Regions from separate parts of the Homo sapiens genome. Here region 2 is linked to region 1. Evidence: read pairs that join two places in POLR2A ChIA-PET (ENCODE). Cell type or tissue: endothelial cell of umbilical vein. All regions are shown on one strand. Each heading gives the region's core, and the rest is flanking DNA. Links, peaks and the distances in the headings are about the cores only. Region 1 has its middle 23 kb from the start of CDNF. Region 2 overlaps FAM107B (family with sequence similarity 107 member B).

The links. ChIA-PET counts read pairs that join two places held together with the same protein. Peaks named below come from ENCODE experiments on the same cell type or tissue, not always from the same donor. Only the 100,000 strongest peaks of a DNase experiment are listed, where the experiment ranks them.
Region 2: POLR2A ChIA-PET joins it to region 1 with 8 read pairs; 13 of 35 experiments call an interaction of 5 or more read pairs at or near these places.

What each region holds. Positions count from the first base shown.
Region 1 is chr10:14,812,818-14,818,199 of GRCh38, reverse strand. No RefSeq gene overlaps it. Among named protein-coding and RNA genes, the nearest start is that of CDNF, 23 kb to the left of the region's middle. In endothelial cell of umbilical vein, for the core only: no CTCF peak of the experiment used is centred there; no DNase peak of the experiment used is centred there.
Region 2 is chr10:14,614,794-14,620,175 of GRCh38, reverse strand. All of the region lies in intron 2 of FAM107B (family with sequence similarity 107 member B), which reads left to right. Among named protein-coding and RNA genes, the nearest start is that of FAM107B, 160 kb to the left of the region's middle. In endothelial cell of umbilical vein, for the core only: a CTCF peak has its summit at 2,099; a DNase peak (open chromatin) is centred at 2,815; H3K27ac peaks cover 1,042 bases.

The DNA of each region.
Region 1 (5,382 bases), core at 324-5,323:
CAATCTTAGCTTACTGCAAACTCAGCCTCTTGTGTTCAAGTGATTCTTCTGCCTCACCCTTCCGAGTAGCTGGGATTACAGGCGCCCACCACTATGCCCAGCTAATTTTTTTGTATTTTTAGTAGAGACGGGGTTTTGCCATGTTGGCCAGGCTGGTCTTGAACTCCTGGCCTCAAGCGATCCACCCACCTCAGCCTCCCAAAGTGCTGGGATTACAGGTGTGAGCCACGATGCCCGGCCTCTCCAGAGTTTTCTTTTCTAAACTTCTTATAACCTTTATATCTGTTTTTATTTTTGCATTTTGAACCTATCAAGAAATGTGTTGTTTGAAAATATTATGTTTGGTGTCTGACCTCAAAATCGGGTCGCATTTCTATGTCTTTTCTTCAGGATACAAATTGAGGTAATAGAAACAGTGCTCAGCCAGTCATTTGTATCCATGGTGTTTAGTCTGTTTTTTTTTTTTTTCTTTCTTTTTGGACAGAGTCTCACTCTGTCACCCAGGCTGGTATGCAATGGCGCTATCTCAGTTCACTGCAACCTTTGACTCCCAGGTACAACTGACTCTCCTGCCTTAGCCTCCCCAGTAGCTGGGATTACAGGCGTGCACCACCACACCTGGCTAATTTTTGTATTTTTAGTAGAGATCGGGTTTCACTATGTTGGCCAGGGTGGTCTCAAACTCCTGACCTCAAGCGATCCACCTGCCTCATCCTCCCAAAGTGCTGGGATTACAGGCATGAGCCACTGTGTCCGATCTAGTCTGTTTTTTTGTTTGTTTGTTTGTTTTAAAGAGAATTTACATCAGTGCTTCTCAAACTGCACATATGGTGTTTATCACAGCACAATTCACAATTGCAAAGATATGGAACCAACCTAAGTGCCCATCAACTGGTAAGTGGATAAAGAAAATGTGTTTGGCCGGGCGCAGTGGCTCACGCCTGTAATCCCAGCACTTTGGGAGGCCGAGGCGGGCGGATCACGAGGTCAGGAGATCGAGACCATCCTGGCTAATATGGTGAAACCCTGTCTCTACTAAAGATACAAAAAATTAGCTGGGCGTGGTGGTGGGCGCCTGTAGTCCCAGCTACTCGGGAGGCTGAGGCAAGAGAATGGCGTTAACCCGGGAGGCGGAGCTTGCAGTGAGCTGAGATTGCGCCACTGCACCTCAGCCTGGGCAACAGCGCAAGACTCTGTCTCAAAAAAAAAAAAAAAAAAAGAAAATGTGTTTATGTTATCAGGCATAACAAACATAATACAGCATGGAATACTACTTAGCCATCAAAAAGAACAAAATCATTCTTTTGCAGCAACTTGGATGGAAGTGGAGGCTATTATTCTAAGTGAAGTAACTCAGGAATGGAAGACTAAATCTGTATGTACAAACCTCTATGTTCTCACTTATAAGTGGGAGCTAAGCTATAGGGTAAGCAGAGACATAAAGAGAGGTATAATGGCCATTGGCGATTCAGAAGCAGGGAGAGTGGGAGGAAGGTAAGGGATAAAAAACTACATATTGGGTACAATGTATGCTACCTGGTGACAGGTGAGCCAAAATCTCAAACTTCACCACTGTACAATTCATCCGTGTAACCAAAAACCACTTGTACTCCAAAAGTTATTGAAATAAAAAATAAATAGCTGAAAAGTAAAAACAAAAACTGGGCGTAGAGGCAGTCTTGTTAAAGTAGGGGTTCTGATTCAGTGGGTCTGGGGTGGGGCCTGAGATTCTGCATTGCTAATGAGCTGCCAGGTGATGTCCACACTACCCTTCCAGGACCACGCTTTGAGTAGCAAAGGCCTAGGTCAAGGATCCTGCAACTGATACATACTTTTTTCCCTTTGCCAGTATCAACCTAAATAGTAAACAGAGAAAGGCTCTCTAAAAAAAGATGTTTGTTTTGGGAATAGAGCATTGCAATGGGAATACACAAGCCTTAGTAAACTATGCGTATTCAAGGGAGGTAAAGGAAGACAAAGGTTTTTAAAGATAAAAATGAGGGGCTGGGTGTGGTGGTTCACACCTGTAATCCCAGCACTTTGGGAGGCCAAGGCAGGTGGATCACCTGAGGTCAGGGGGTTCCAGACCAGCCTGGCTACCATGGTGAAACCCCGTCTCTACTAAAAATACAAAAAAATTAGCTGGGCATGGTGGTGCGTGCCTGTAATCTCAGCTATTGGGGGAGACTGAGGCAGGAGAATCGCTTGAACCCGTGAGATGGCGGTTGCAGTGAGCTGAGATCATGCCACTCTACTCCACTCCAGCCTGTGTGACGGAGCAAGACTCTGTCTCAGACAAAAAAAAAAAGAGGAGGATTGCATAATTGTTTTGAAATAATTATCCTTGACCACAAAGATCAATCACAAGAGTGATGCTAGTCTGAGTTTGGACAGATAGTCTCCGGGTCAATGCCCTTGCAGAAGAATTTTCTTGTGTGAAGTTGTGATGGCTTTTGTGGAGGATTATGATTTTTGCAGTCTTTTGTGATTGTTTATGTTATCAGGCATACAAGCCTGAGAACCCTCTTTTCATGGCCTCCCCCAGCTCTGTTTTCAGGGTTTTCTTACCATTTGTGACCCCATTCTGATTCTCATGACTTTCACACCAGTCTTGATCAGTTATGTTTTTGATAGAGTTGAATGTAACAATAACAACAGCAACAACAAAATGAAACAGAAAAGTACAAGAATTTATTCTCCCATGTAAAAGAAGTCCAGAAGTAGCCAGTCCAGGGTAAATATGGCAGCTCCACAGTTATTAGGGACTCAGCTTGAACTTTTTGCTTCCCATCCTAGTGGTGGGTTTCACTTCTAGCCCGTTGGCCTAGTTGGATGCTGCAATTTACTATTTCAGAAGGGAGAAGGCATGAAAGAACTTGCCTCTAACCCGAGCCCACTTCTTTTTTTTTTTTTTTTGTTCGAGATGGAGTCTGGCTCTGTGGCTCAGGCTGGAGTGCAATGGCACGATCTCGGCTCACTGCAACCTCCACCTCCCAGGTTCAAGCGATCCTCCTGCCTCAGCCTCCTGAGTAGCTGGGATTAGAAGCGCGCGTCACCACACCCGGTTAATTTTTGTATTTTTAGTAGAGACGGGGTTTCACCATGTTGGCCAGGATGGTCTCAATCCCCTCACCTTGTGATCTGCCCGCCTTGGCCTCCCAAAGTGCTGGGATTACAGGCAGGAGCCACTGTGCCCGGCTACTACTTGTTCTTGTTCTTGTTCTTTTTTTTTTTTTTTTTGAGACAGAGTCTCGCTCTGTTGCCCAGGCTGGAGTGCAGTGGCGTGATCTTGGCTCACTACAACCTCTGCCTTCCCGGTTCAAGCGGTTCTTGTGCCTCAGCCTCCCAAGTAGCTGGGATTACAGGTATCTGCCACCATGCAGGGCTAATTTTTTTTATTTTTAGTAGAGATGGGGCTTCACCATGTTGGCCAGGCTGATCTTGAACTCCTGACCTCAGTTGATCCACCTACCTTGGCCTCCCAAAGTGCTAGGATTACAGGCATGAGCCACCGCACCCGGCCCTGAGCCTTTCTTTAAGGGAGCCTCCCTCCCTCTACCTACCTCCACTCCCACCCTCATATCTCACTTAACACTCTGCTTATACACCATTGACCAGAGCTTTTTTATTAAAAAGGTTTTTTTAAAAAAAAATTTATTTTTAACTTTTAGGTTTGGGAGTACATGTGCAGGTTTATTATATAGGTAAACTTGTGCCATAAGGGTTTGTTGTCACTCAGGTATTAAGCCTAGTACCTAGTTATTTTTTCCTGATCCTCTCCCTCCTCCCAGCCTCCATCCTCCAACAGGCCCCCGTGTTTGTTGTTCCCTTCTTTGTGTCCATGTGTTCTCATTATTTAGCTCTCACTTCTCAGTAAGAACATGCAGTATTTGGTTTTCTGTTCTTGTATTAGTTTGCTAAGGATAATGGCCTCCAGCTAGCTCCATTCATGTTCCTGCAAAAGACATGATCTTGTTCTTTTTATGGCTGTGTAGTATTCCATGATGTATATGTACCATATTTTCTTTATCCAGTCTACCGTTGCTGGGCATTTAGCTTGATTCCATGTCTTTGCTATTGTGAAAAGTGCCATAATGAACATATACATGCATGTACTTTTTTTTTTTTTGAGACAGTCTCACTCTGTTGCCCAGGCTGGAGTGAAGTGGCATGCTCTCAGCTCACTGCAGTCTCTGCCTCCCGGGTTCAAGTGATTCTTGTGCCTTAGCCTCCCGAGTAGCTGGGATTACAGGCACACACCACCGAGCCTGGCTAACTTTTGTATTTTTAGTAGAGATGGGGTTTCACCATGTCGGCCAGACTGGGTCTTGAACTCCTGACCTCAAGTGATTCACCTGCCTCAGCCTCCCAAAGAGCTAGGATTATAGGCGTGAACCACTGTGCCTGGCCGAATGTGTCTTTATAATAGAATGATTTATATTCCCTTGGGTATCTACCCAGCGATGGGTTTGCTAGGTTAAATCACTGACCAGGACTTAATCACATGTCCAACTTGGCTGCAAAGGAGTTCAGGAAATAATATCTTTTGGTTGGGTTCATTGTTACCCAAATAAAATCATATATATATGATGAATATATATATGAATATGTATGAATATATATGTGTGTGTGTGTGTGTATATATATATATATATATATATATATTTTTTTTTTTTTTTTTTTTTTTTTTTGGTTACTGAGGAAGAAGGAGGAAATAGTCTGTGGCCACAAACCATCTTTGCCACACAGCATAAATTTTTCCTAACTCTGCATCTTAGTGATGATTCCTGGTTATGATACCCTCAATAAGTCTTGTTCCTCCTTGCTATTTGCATCTTCCATAGATGTAGGCAGTTACGCATTTCCTTCTTTTTTGATTTGATGAGAAGTAGCTACTATTTTTCCTTTTTAATTTTTAATCACTACTCCTCTCACTGTGCATGTGTTTGTGCGTATATGCATTTTTTATCTGTATTTCCCCCCCAAATCCATAAGCATACAAGATTTAGGAGTCGGACATTCTGACAAAAGTGTCAAAACTCTAGGCTAAAATACTTTCATCCAGCCCAGGCATGGTGGCTCACGCCTATAATCCCAGCACTTTGGGAGGCTGAGGTGGGAGGATTGCTTGAGCCCAGGAGTTTAAGATCAGCCTGGGTGACAGAGTGAGACCCCATCTCTACAAAAAATAAAAAATTACCTGGGAGTGAGTTGTGGTGCACACCTGTGGTCCTAGCTACTAGGGAGGCTGAAGCAGGAGGATCACTTGAGCCCAGGAAATCAAAACTGCAGTGAGTTGTGATCACGCCACTGCACTCCAGCCTAGGCGACAGAGCGAGACTCTATTTCAGACAAAACCAAACCAAAGAACAGAAACCTTTC
Region 2 (5,382 bases), core at 209-5,208, 200 kb after region 1:
ATGGTGGCACGCGCCTGTAGTCCCAGCTACCCAGGAGGCTGAGGCAGGAGAATGGCTTGAACCTGGGAGCGGAGGTTTCAGTGAGCCGAGATTGTGCCACTGCACTCCAGCCTGGCGACAGAGCGAGACTCCATCTCAAAAAAAAAAAAAAAAAAAAAGAAAGAAAGAAAGTCCAGACGTAGATAGACACTTACACGGTCAACTGATTTGCAACAAAGCTACCAAGTTCATCAATGTATAAGACATAGTCCTTTCAAAAAGCAAACAATGGAACATCTGTATACTAATGAAAAAAAAAGAAATTCAACCTTTACACCATTGCCTAGCACCATATGAAAATATTAATTTGAAATACGTCATAGACCTAAATGTAAGAGCAAAAACTATAAAACTTCTAAAAGAAAACATAAGAGAATGTAATTGTGTGCTTAGCTTGGGCAAAGGTTTTTTTTTTTTTTTTTTTTTTTAGCTAGGACACAAACACAAATCGTAAAAGAAGGCATGGATAAATAAGCCTTCAAATTTAAAGTTTTTTCTTCTTCAAAATACATTGTTAAGGAAATAAAAAGAGAAGTCATAGATGGGGAGGAAATATTTAGAAAACACATGCCTGTAAAAGAACTCTTACAACTTATTAAGAAAATACACACAACCAATAAAAACTGGATAAAAGACTGGAACAGAAGCTTCGCTAAGGAAGATATATGGATGACAAATAGCACATGAAAAGGTGCTCAACATAATAAGCCATTAGAAAAATAAAAATTAAAACCACTCTTCACCTATTAGAATGGCTAAAATGAAAAACACTGCTAGTGTCGACTGCTGATGGATCATAGAACAACCAGGACTCTCATGCATTGCTGGTGGGAACGTCAATATGGGCACTTTGGGAAAAAGTGCCCATTAAGTGAAATGTACACCGACTGACCGTACTGCCTTATTTTCCTAGGGTTGCTGTAACAAAGTATCGCAAAGTGAGTGGCTTAAAACAACAGCAATTTATTTCTCGCACTTCTGGTGGCTACAAGTGTTGGATGAAGGGATCTACAGGCGGTGCTCCCTCTAAATCCCTCTGAAGCTCCCTCTGAAGGTTATAGGAGAGTTTCCTTCCTCATGTCTTCTAACCTCTGGTACTTGCTGGCAATCCTTGGCACCCTTTAGCTTATTGATACATCACTCCAATCTCTGCCCCTGTTGTCACAAGACCATCTTCTTCCTGCGTGTCTGTTTCTGTGTCTCGTCTCCTCTTATGAGGATACTTACCAGTCAGATTAAGGGCCACCGTACTCCAATATGACCTCATCTTAATTACATCATCTGCAGTGACTATTTTTTTTTTAAGCAGTCTCACTCTGTCGCCCAGGCTGGTACCCAATGGCATCATCTCGGCTCACTGCAACCTCTGTCTCCCGGGTTCAAGCGACTCTCCTGCCTCAACTTCCTGTGTAGCTGGGATAACAGGTTCACACCACCATGCCTGGCTAATGTTTGTATTTTTAGTAGACACGGGATTTCGCTATGTTGGCCAGGCTGGTCTTGAACTGCTGACCTCAAGTGATCCACCTGCCTTGGCCTCCCAAAGTGCTGGGATTACAGGCATGAGCCACCAAGCCCGGCCCGTAATGACTTATTTCCAAATAAGGTCACATTCGAAGACTGGAGATTAGGCCTCAACATCTTTTTGGGGGGCGTGGGGGCAAGGGACAGAATCCAACCCATAATACCATACAACCCGACAGTCCCACTCCTAGGTTTTTACCCAAGAGAAATGAAAACATATGACATATGTTCTCACACAGACCTGTGTGAGATGTTTATAACGGCTTTATTCATAGTCACCCCAAACTGCAAACAAGCCAAGTTCATCAACTGTAAATGGATAAACTGAGATAAACAATACAATGGAATACCACTTGGAAATAAAAAGAACGAATTACTGATACACCCAAGAACATAGAGAAATCTCAAAAGCGTCTTGTGAAGTGAAAGCAGCCCTGAAGGAGACTGAACTGTATAATACCCTTCATGTTGCATTCTGGAAAAGGGAGAACTATGGAGCAAAAATTGCAGAGACTGTGGGTGGGGAGGAGGGAACTCACCACAAGGGGACATGAGTCAACTTTTTTAGGTGGTGAAATATTCCCTATGATAATTGTGGAGGTGGTTACACAACTGTATTACATGAGTCAAAATTAATAGATCTGTAGACTAAAAAGAGTAAATCTTACTGTATATAAATTTCACTTCAAGAAGCTGGGTTTGGTGCTTCACGCCTGTAAACCCCACCTCCCAGCTTCAAGCAATTCGCCTGTCTCAGCCTCCCAAGTAGCTGGGAAAACAGGCATGCGCCACCATGGTAATTAGGCACCAAACTCTGGGTCATGGGCCTGTCTCAGGCCTTTTTTTTTTTTTTTTTTTGGCGTCTACCTGAAACTGTCTCTAGTTGTTTATTCTTTACTCCTGACCGGACAGCACCTTCCTAGATGCAGCAGTGTCCTTTCTTCCCTACCAGGACAGCTTGCTCTTGCTTTACATGTGTTGAAGCTCTGAGCACACAGTTTTACTTTTGTCTCTGCTCAAACACAGATAGCCACTTACGTGTTTCATCACTTCTAAGCAGCCATCAATTGTGAAATTAGGATATCTTAAGCTTCAGATGCCAGAATGTACAATTTTATGTTAAATCATATTCAGTTTAGACCATTTTTGAAAAGACAGTGTCTCCTGAGTGGCTTGACTCCTTGTGAGCAAGACCCAGGCTCTCCCTCACTTCCTGTTGCAAGTTTGAGAGACATGTATCCTCTCCAGGGATTAAAACCAGTAAGGCCCCCCTGCTCCACCTTCAAGTGCAAGCCCCTTCTCTTTGCAGATGCTTTTATCTTGATATGCAACAATTGCTAGCAAGGTGCAGAGCAGGAATTACACACAGGTCTCAACAGGAAAGGCTTGTTTCCTGAGTCTTTCATTCACAGTGAAAACCGGGGCATGATCTTCAAAAAAAACTGAAAATATCCCGAGTCAGTTAATTTCCTTTTCCTTTCCAGCCTCTTTATTTCCTTTTCTTCACTCCTGCTGCATTCTTGTCTGTAATTAGCTCTTCCTCTCGGTTCTCTTTCTTCTCTCTTTTCTCCTATTGCTCCTCTCCTTTTTCTTCTCTTCCTTATCCTTCTCTTATTCACCCACCTGCCTGCCTTATTTTTATTTTTACTTTCCTTACTCTCTCTCTCTCTCTTTTATTTTATTTTTATCTTTTTGAGACAGGGTCTCCCTGTGTCACCCAGGCTGGAGTACAGCGGCACAATCATGGCTCACTGCAGCCTTGACCTCCCAGGGCATCCTCCCACCTCAGCCTCTGAAGTAGCTGGGTCCACAGATATGTGCCATCACACCCAGCTAATTTTTGTATTTTTTGTGCAGAGGCAGGGTTTCCCCATGTTGCCCAGGCTGGTCTCCAACTCCTGGGCTCAAGCGATCTGCTTGCCTTGGCCTCCCACAGGGCTGGGATTACAGGCATAAGCCACTGAGTCCAGCCTCCTTACTCTCTCGAGTGTGCCTTTCATTATTGCTGTTCTTACTCTGTAAAGTTTTGTGTTCTCCAATATGCCTAGAAGAAAGTCTGCCACAAAATTGCCAATAATATACCCACTGGGTCTTTCCATTTTTTTATACCAGGCTGACCTAGGCAATGGAACAATACCTTTTATCCATTTCTTGGTGTGATTACAGCTCAGGCATATTCATTTTCAACCTCATTAATAGTCCCCTGGGCTTACTTTATGTCATCAGAAGAGGAGTGAGAATTATGGAAATCTCAGTAAAAACAATGCCCCTTGTCTTTTCATTTCTGTGGTGTTTTTGAAGCTCGAGTTTCCAGTAGCTCCATAGAACTGCTAATCAGATTTTTTCCTGTATATAAAACTGAGTCTTAAGAAGAGTCATTCCAACAAACATGCAACATGCCCTTAGTTCAGCTTTATCAAAATTTTCAATAAAGATACTCAGTTCAGTCATCCACAAGCAGGTCAATATTATTATTATTTTTTTAAAAAGCCACTGTCCTTAAGGCTCTTTATTTAACATAGCAGGGACATATCCAACCTCTTTTAGAAAGTTTTAAAATAATTGTTACAAAATGTTTGAAGGAATAAACTATTAAGGGAAGTTTTTGTGATTCTTTTATACAATTGGGAAGTATGCCTAAGTAATTCCGTCATATTTATTTTTAATTTAATTTGATAAATATCTATCTAGCTCTGATTATGAAGTACTTATTGTGCTAGGCACTAAAAAAGATTAAAACATTGATTCCTGCCTGCCTTCAAAGTTGACAAGGTAATTAGGGAACACATACAAAAAATTATTGCTTAGGACAAATAAGAAGTTTGTTAGCTTCTCGAGTATGGAATGGTGCTTTTTATTTAACTTACTCTGTTCCCAAATCTAGCTCACTCCTTTCCACACAGAGATACTTAATAAGTAATTTATAAATGCTCAGTGCTATTAAAAAATTAAATAAGCACTTGGTCTAGGTTATAAAAGTTAAGGAAGGCCTTGTGGCAGACCTAAGATTTGAACAGAAACTTAATGCATGGGCAAAACTTGGATCTGCTAACAGAGGGGAGGAAGAGCATTTCTGCCAGAGGGAACATCATGAATGAAGATTGGGAGGTGGAAGTGGGTGTATTTATGCCTCACAGGAAACTTGGCTAGAGTAGAGTTCACTTCAGCAAGGCCTAGGCTTAATGTCCAGAAGACCAAAAGATATCCATTAATTCTCTCCCTACAAGATCGTTCCTATCAGCTTATAGAAAATTATTTGTTTCTGCCTTTTTTTTTGTTTTTTTGAGATGGTGTCTCACTTTGTCACCCAGGCTGGAGTGCAGTGGCATGATCTCAGCTCACTGCAACCTTCACCTCCCAGGTTCAAGTGGTCCTCCTGCCTCAGCCTCCCAAGTAGCTGGGACTACAGGCACATGCCACCATGCCCAGCTAATTTTTGTATTTTTAGTAGAGATGAGTTTTCACTATATTGGACAGGCTGGTCTCGAACTCCTGACCTCAAGTGATCCACCCACCTCGGCCTCCCAAAGTGCTAGGATTACAGATGTGAACCACCACACCCAGCAGTTTCTGCCATTTTTAAAAACAAGCAAAACAGTGAAACAAAACCTTTCTTGGCCCTGGATTCCCCTCCGTCTACTACCCTTGACAAAGCTGCCTATACTAGCTGCCTCCAATTCCTCTTTTCCCATTATGTCTTGAAGCCACTCCAGCCAGGTCTTCACCCCTGCTGCTCCCCGAGTGATTCTTGGGTTGGTAAACAGTCCCTGTCTCGTGTAACCTGGTAGCAGCGTTTCACAAAGGTGCCCATCACATCCT